Linked DNA regions of Homo sapiens: region 2 is linked to region 1. A link is a contact called in ENCODE Hi-C or POLR2A ChIA-PET data. All regions are on one chromosome and are shown on one strand. Each heading gives the region's core, a stretch centred on a gene start or an enhancer-like site at or near the end of the contact. The rest is flanking DNA. Distances are from core to core; before and after follow the strand shown.

Region 1 (4,285 bases), core at 661-3,160:
CTCCCCCCTCCCCCCACCCCACAACAGTCCCCAGTGTGTGATGTTCCCCTTCCTGTGTCCATGTGTTCTCATTGCTCAATTCCCACCTATGAATTTATTTTCAATAGTTTCATCTTTTATTCTTATTATTTTAGCTAGAACTTCTAAAATTGTTAAATTATATTGGCATAACAGACATTGTAATTTTGTTTTTGATTTTTATGAGAATGCTTTATTGTTTTGTAATTATGACTTGGCTGATATCCTGCCAAAAAGTCCACTTCTTCTTGCTTGACCACAGCTGCTGACTCATTTCATTTCACAACTGTACTTATTCACAGCTGTTCTTGCTCTGTTAGGATTAACAGAGCATTAACTATTTACACTATCATGGGAGGGACATGGATCCTGACTTCCTTTGCTGTACACCCACAACCTGTGGGTCAGCCTTCTTCTATCCCATGCCGAAGAGAGGAGGGTAGATATCAGCTCCACAAGAGGAGAAGCTGGATACCGATTTTCCAGGTAGTCTTGTGCTCTTCAGATAGCAATGGATTTGTAACCCATCAACTCTATTTCTGAATTCAGCTTCCAATGATAGAACTTCCTTCCAGATTCTTGCAAATGGCTCAGTTTCAGTTTACAGTACTCTAACTTTTGTCTTGTTTTATGTCTTCATTGCCATTTTAATGGTAAACTGGGAGAGTCATAATAAGACAGCTGACTTGATGCTATCAAGTCCCAGAAGTCTGTCTATCATTTTCAAAAGTGAAAACTAAGGTACTTGGTGAACTGATTTGGTTTATTCATTAAATTAGTAGTCGGTGACTAAGCTAATTACCACAATATAATTACGGTAAATACTACATTTACATATGGTAAATATTTGATGTTCAGCAGAAATAATAAATTTGTGATTTAGTTTCATAAAGACCTGGCCAGGGAGTGATGTAGCTGGAAACAGAAAACCCAGGTATTTTCTGGCTATCAATGTAATCTCAAAACATTATGACACTTTGTTGCAAATATTCATCTTTACCAAAACAAAGGTCACATTTTCATCCCAATATCAAGAAAAAATGGATTTATAAAGGTGAATTCATTTTTTATTTTGTTTTTACAAACACATACAAGATATAATTAAGTCTAGGCAAAGATGAAAAGACATTACGTAAGTATCCGATTTTCTCAGAGTTTCCGTTCCTTAATTTAAAATTATCTTTTGGAAAGAAGAAACACATGCAGAAATAAGTTCAATTTTTACACTTGAGTAATTGTGGGCAGGAAATAGTTTTTTATTTTATTTTAAATACTTTTACTTGAGCCTCCTTCTAAATGTACAGTTATTTCTAATATTATGAATTGCTACAATCAATAAACTGTTATGAAATGACAATAGATGTTGACTATCATGGCATTTGAGTGTTTAACAGCAACTTAACATATGTCATTTATATACTGAGTGACACTATATTAGAAGCAAGAAATGAAGGATATGTTTAGTTTTTATAAAATCTCAAAGATCTATAGTAATTTATTCACAAAAAATTTATTGCACATAATGAACAATACCACATAAAAATACATGTTTGATAGCAAAAGAATACAAGGATAAAACATGTTTTGTTTTGTATTATAAAGATAAAAACAAATATAAATAACTATAAAACAAGCAACAAATTTTTACATATTCCAGTTATTTTCTGAAGAATATTTTGCTTAGCTGAATGCAATTCTTCAGATTTTGGCCATTTACGTACTTTGTAAAATGTAGGTCTACCGTCCTGTGTGATAATTTTGTTTATCCAGAAAAATATTACTAGAAACAGTTCCTTAGGTGACAGTACCTCAAATGTAGCAGCAGGCTCTCTAGTACAAGACTTTTAGCCAATAACCTAGTGATTACTTAAGGACCAATGGAGGTATATACTATTGTTTCAAAAATGTACTGATAAGAAAATATTTGTAAAAGTGCATTATCTGACTAGTGTACACACGAGTCAGCCATGTATTCATTTCAATCTGTGGCATCTCCAAGCCATTGTCTTTAGCTTCCTGAACACTTTGGAGAAACTGAGACTGCACAGCATAAGTGCCATCTAGTGGTGAAGGGTCTCCTAACTGCATTAGGAATTGAGAGAAAGGAAACATCCTTTCTAGTTGGAACGGTAACAGAGATTATATTATATATAGATAAACAAACAGATATTTAAGAGAATGTAGTTATTTCACAAGCTAATTGGGTGTCAGAAGCATGGGTTATGTTGCCAGGACAAGGAGAGAAATGTCTGCTAAAGGCGACAGCTTATGTTTAGGAGTAATAGAAGATATGACTAGAAAAAAAATTGGGTCAAAATGGAAGACTGGAGAAAAATGTTTGGTCTTTACACTACAGGCAATGAAGAGCAGCCATCCATCCAAGAGTCACTGAGCAATTACTATGAGCCAAGCACCATGCTAGCTTCTGGGTGTAAAGTGATGACCAAAATAAACATGGTACCAAAACCTCATGGAACTTCTGACCTAGACAAAACATTAAAAACATTATTATAGCTTCTGAGCAGGAAAGGAACAGAGTCAAAAGACTTGGGTTTGGCCTAGCTCAGTCACTTAGCCTCTGAGTCTGTAGAAAATAACAATTACTCTACCTATTTTACAAGACTGCACTAGGGAGAAAACTGTAGAGTATGTAACATATGAAACAGTTTTCTTAAACTCTAAAGTTCTATATCAATGTAGCATATAATGCTAAAAACAGTGTTTTAGAACAAATATTCTGATAGAGGTATGAAAAACAAAATGAAGAGAATGGAGACAGGGCATAAAACAAAATCCACCATGTAGTTACGTTATAGAATTTATTCAGCAATATAAAAGATTCATTTATAGCATACCTGATATGGCAATCTTTCCTTTACATGCTGTTCGTTCTTTACTTTCAAATTTCACATCACTGTCAAAACAAAAAAACTTATGGAAAAAAGATCTTTTCTAATAAGCAATTATTTTAACAGTGTTTCACAAATGTCAAAATATTAAAAGCAAATGCATATCCGTGAATAATAATGACTTCCAGTTAATGTAAACTATTTGACTCAAACTTTAAGATGTTTAGTCAAGTTAGCAAGTTAAAAGAAATATCTGGAGCCACTCCCGATTTTTCATATAAACTTTATATTCCTTGATGACTGTATACTGGTTACTTTACAATGAAAGACTTTTGTGATCATTTATATCTGTAAACAAGATGTACAATATTTGTCCATGTCCCCAGAAGTATAATACCTTAGATCACAATTTCATATATTACATTTCTAACTTATCAGATACAGTGGCCTGGAAAAGTTAATGAACTTCCCAATCATGCAATTTACTGTCCAGGAGTATCTTATCCTTATAGAATCTGATAAATATCCAAAAAAGTACCCTCTGCTGTATAATCATATTTAATATCATATTTAATTTCCCCAAGATTCCAAAGAACTAAGTGTATGTTAAAATAATAAATTAACAAACTAAGATGAGAAACAGAGTAGCTCTGTAGACAGAATAAAATTTAGAGAGAAAAATATTACGATTCAAAGGAAATTCTGGGGATATAAGACACTTCCAAATCTGAAGTTGGAATATTTTATTACCATGAAAACTTTAAGAAGATAGAAACAATCCAATCTTTGACTATTTCCCTAATATCCTAAATATTACGATTCAAAGGAAATTCTGGGGATATAAGACACTTCCAAATCTGAAGTTGGAATATTTTATTACCATGAAAACTTTAAAAAGATAGAAACAATCCAATCTTTGACTATTTCCCTAATATCCTATTTTCCTAATAAACTGCATTTAGAGATTAGCATTCCATTTACAGGGCAATATTTCTAAGAGTATTCTTTGTATTTTTCATTCCTATTTAATTTGGTCAGCTAATTAACTACCAGCTAATTTAATTTGTTACTTCAAATAAGTGATAAGATGGAAATTTTCCATTTGGATATTGTTTGATTCTAAGAAGGCTTCTGGAGAAAGACTGATGGGAGTTTGAAATGGGACTTTATCTAAGTAATTTTTGGAAGAGGATGACAGCAACACACTGCTTTCAGTAGGTCTGTTAAAAAGACTGCCAATATATTCATTATAATGCATCCAAATTTGAAAACAAATATATCATCCTGCTTTTTTGCCCCTTTACTGGATGAAACTCATAAATATATAGGTGACATATATTTTGAATGAGCTAAAATAATTTACTGATGTAAAGTTCATACGTTTATATGAGATATTTACATAGTATTTATAGAATTAT
Region 2 (3,990 bases), core at 113-2,612, 180 kb after region 1:
ACTCTGTCACCTGGGCTGGAGTGCAGTGGCGCCATGCCAGCTCACTGCAACCTCCACCTCCCTGGCTCAAGTGATCCTCCCACCTCAGCCTCCTGAGTAGCTGAGACCAGAGGCACCTGTCACCACACCCGGCTAGTTTTTTATATTTTTGTAGAGATGGTTTTTTTTTTTTTTTAACTGAACACTGACTGATAAACCATTTTGTACCAGAAGAAGTCTGGAAAACAGACTTCAAAAGATAGAAATGTGGCCTACTTGGGTTTAGAGACATTGGCAACCGATAGTGGTAGCTCATTGCTTATACTGGAAAAATATGTATTTGTCTATTTTGATTTGATTGTTAATGTCTAAGTCATCAACAATCTTATTGTCATCACCAATTTTCTGAACTGAGCTAGTTCACAAATTGAACAGGTCTTGTGAATGTAGGAGAGTCTAGTCAACTTGATGAAAGATCGTACAACACTGGCACAATTATGTACTGCAAATCTGTTACCTGGCCTTTACCAAAAGAATCTGGGGCCATTTACAAGGGTGAATCCACAGTTGATAAAGTAAAATACCCAATCTTTTTAGGGATTACTTCTCATCAGCCTTGAGCTGATGCAAATTCCTCAGGACCATGAATCCTCTATACTCAGTTAAGCGGGTGGGCTTTAGAATTTGGGTGATAAAATGAAATGTTAACCCAAGTCCGTATCACGTAAAGCCAGGAACTCTGCAAAACCACAGTGTGCTAATCCCTGAAAGCATGGTTGAAATAGATTTAATTATGTACTGACAGCCTCCCGACATTGGCATACTCACTGTTGAAGTAAAGGCTTTAATGATAGAGATATGCAAGAAGTCCTTGGGATTTCTTTCTCCAAATAGTAAACAATAATTGATACTACATCCCTGAGGTAATTGAAAAGATCAGTGCCACCATCAAAATCTTGAAAGCTGCAGAGCTATTGATTTCTTTCAGGTCAGCATTAACTTATCTGTTTGCTCTATGCAGAATACAGATGAATCTGGAATAATGACAGCAGATTATTACAACTATAGTTGTTACAGATGTGAACTCCTTGCTGGATCTATAGCTGATACTCAGCTATTGATTTGGATAATGTTTTACCACTGTATTCTGAATAGCAAAAAAATATCAGAAGCAGCTTCCTCTTATCTGCAAGGTACTGCCATATATCTTCATTGTCTTAGTTCAGAGTTATGTTAGTATTCTGGTTTTCAGCAATAATCTAGTCCAGAGAAACCAAGTATTACCATTCTACAGGGCAGCATGTTGGTCCATTATATGGATGAGTCATGCTGAGTGGGCTGTGTGAGTAGGAAGGAACCAGTATTTTAGATGCCTTGATAACTGCATGCATGCCAGAGGTGGGAGAAACACCCCATGAAAATTCAAGGCATGTCATCTTGTTCATCTTGATGAAACTTCTAGGGTTGGGTAGACTGGGAAATGTGATATCTCATAAGAAAGAGAATATAAGTCGCTATGCCTTACACCCTCATCATTAAGGAGGCACAATATTTTGTGAACTTCTTTGGTTGTTAAAGGCAACATTCCCCACTTTTGAGTGTACTGCTCTGACTCATTTACCAGATGACAACCAGTAAATTTGCCAGTTTTGAATGGACCTAGACTAAAGGAGGCACTGCAGCTGGTCTGGACTGCTGTGAAAACCACTCCACTATTTAGACCTAATGACCAAGCAGACCCAATGATGCACAACATGTCTATGGCAGCTAGAGGTGCTGTACAAATGGAGCTGTGAGAAAACCCAGTAGGAGAAACAGTGCAGATACCTAGGGCTTTAGAGCGCGGCCATGCTCTATTCTGAAAATGATCATTTATTCAGTTTGGAAATAGTTCTTAATTCTCTACTGGGCCCTAGTAGAGACTGAATGCCATACCACCTAAGTAGCCCATCATGAGTTAGGTGTTATCTCATCCACCAAACCTTACAATTGGGTGTTCGTAGAGTACTCCATGATCACAAGAAAAGAAAACTGCATATGAGATGGAAATGAAGTTGATCTTGAAGACGAAACTAAGTTGTGTGAGTACCTGGCACAGACTCCCTTGGCACCTACTTTTGCTGTCTTGCCAACTTGTTCTCAACTCACACCTCTAGTCTCCTAAGAAATATCCCTGATGAGTTGTCTGAGGAAGGAAATATTTGGGCCTCTTTCATGGATGGTTTCACACAATGTGTTGGCACCAGCTAGGGGGAGACTTACTATAATGTTAAATGAATTTATAGTGGCAACTAACTTATATAATAGATACTCCATAAATGTTAGTCTTTCTTATCAATTTCCAAACTGTGTTCTGTAGCATGTCACTAAGTAAGATACTTGAAAAGAATTCCTGGTCTATACAACATTTTTAATAGAAACTTAAAAAAAAAACTCCAGGAGTTCTAAAGGAGTTAGTATAGTAAGATACATTTTGAATTTCAGCATTTCTCAAGCTTTAGGAGTTCTAAAGGAGTTGGTATACTAAGATACATTTTGAATTTCAGCATTTCTCAAGCTTATTTGACTCCAAGACTCCTACTTCATAGAGTATTTCACAGGATTAGTGCTTTTCAGAATCTACCTTGGGAATTTCAGCAATTCAGACTTGGACAGAATATTAGTTCTGATAACCAGGAATGATTTGGGTACATTCAATCATTCCAGTTTTTTCAGAATATTAGTTTTGATAGCCAGGAAGAAAAGTGTTAAATTTTTACACTAACTCTAGGATGTGACATGTGCTCATCTTGGCTATTCTAAATGACTAGAATTCTTAGTTCAAAAAGATATTTTAATAGAAAATCCTTGCTATGAGGGTAGCGTAGGTGACACTACCCAAAAGGAGCATGTAAATCAAATTTAATGATGATTTTTCCATTTTATAATAGGGATTAGGGTTACAAGGAGATCACAGCTCTCTGAATCCAATTAGGACTAATAAAATGCATGCTTTGAGCTTACAAATGAATTGATTTAGAGAGGAAATAATTATAATAATAAGCATGATATTTGGCACTATGATTACATATTAGGTTATTCAGATTATTAAAATCATTCTTATTTTCAAAACTGAATGTACATAGTTTTGCACAATGCAATGAAGTTTATGGAGTCTGAAGTATATTATACTTTCTTTTGAGACACTGATGGAAGGAAAGAATTGTAAACAAGATAAGGGCTCGAGGTTAGGATAAAGAAAAAAATTAGACCTTATTAGAGATAACTGTGTTATTAATGAACTTTTATAACAGACTATAGCAAATATTATCTGGGGAAAGAACAAAACATGATTGATCAGACCAAATTTCTGAGAACTCTATTAATTTGAGAAGCCTGTGAGTGAGTATGCTTATCCAATGAAGCTTAGTTTGATTTTGATCCCATTACTGCCCCCTTGCTATCAAATTTAACACTTAATGTTCTTTTTGTAAGTGATAGGAGATGAAGAGGTGGTAAGGTCCAAGAAAGTACACCTTTTTGCAGGCACCAGTACCATGTCCAGCTCTTCTCAACCAGGGTTTTAGGAGAGAATTGAAGCACGATGCTCTCAGGAATCTATTATAAGCAATGAATTAACTTCCCTCCTATGCATCTAAAGTGATACTAGCTATGTCTCATCCTTGGGATAATTGAGAAAATAGTCATTTGATAATTTTCTGTTGGCCTAGTTCTCTAGTGGAAACATTTTAAGCAGAGGCTATTTTGGACCACTGATCACAAAACACCTGTCAATGAGAGTTTTAAAAATTCTTGCATGCTGTCTTCACTGATTTGGATTCCATTGATCAGGAATGGGATTCAGCAGTATGTGTTATAAAAATCTCTCTAGATATTTCTGATATAACCAAAGTCTGGGAACGACCGCTCCAAATATAGAATACTGGTAGCCAAGATGCTTTATGAGACAAATGTTCCATGGCCTACAGTGCCCCAGTTGGGGACTTACAATGACATTGATGTATTAAAGAA

What was found. Hi-C counts contacts between places; a loop is a spot of excess contacts on that map. ChIA-PET counts read pairs that join two places held with the same protein, here RNA polymerase II (POLR2A). Pooled maps may share reads with other maps.
Region 2: a loop to region 1 is called in a map of PC-3, with 3 times the contacts of the local background. The contact joins two enhancer-like sites. A Hi-C loop is called at or near these places in 2 of 168 maps with a recorded cell type or tissue (PC-3 and mammary epithelial cell), 1 of 37 single-sample maps with no recorded cell type and 8 of 50 pooled maps. POLR2A ChIA-PET finds 5 or more read pairs at or near these places in 2 of 52 experiments (A673 and OCI-LY7).

Annotation. Positions count from the first base shown.
Region 1 is chr10:62,243,126-62,247,410 of GRCh38, forward strand. It overlaps RTKN2 (rhotekin 2), which reads right to left. Exons shown (of 12, transcript NM_145307.4): 3 at 2,874-2,932. Among named protein-coding and RNA genes, the nearest start is that of LINC02621, 14 kb to the right of the region's middle. Within about 2 kb of position 1,911, at least 7 of the 41 ENCODE cell types and tissues checked have a DNase peak (open chromatin) inside an H3K27ac peak, as active enhancers do; they include mammary epithelial cell, where a contact is called at or near this core.
Region 2 is chr10:62,420,814-62,424,803 of GRCh38, forward strand. It overlaps a transcript of ZNF365 not described here. Among named protein-coding and RNA genes, the nearest start is that of ZNF365, 48 kb to the left of the region's middle. Within about 2 kb of position 1,363, at least 2 of the 41 ENCODE cell types and tissues checked have a DNase peak (open chromatin) inside an H3K27ac peak, as active enhancers do; they include mammary epithelial cell, where a contact is called at or near this core.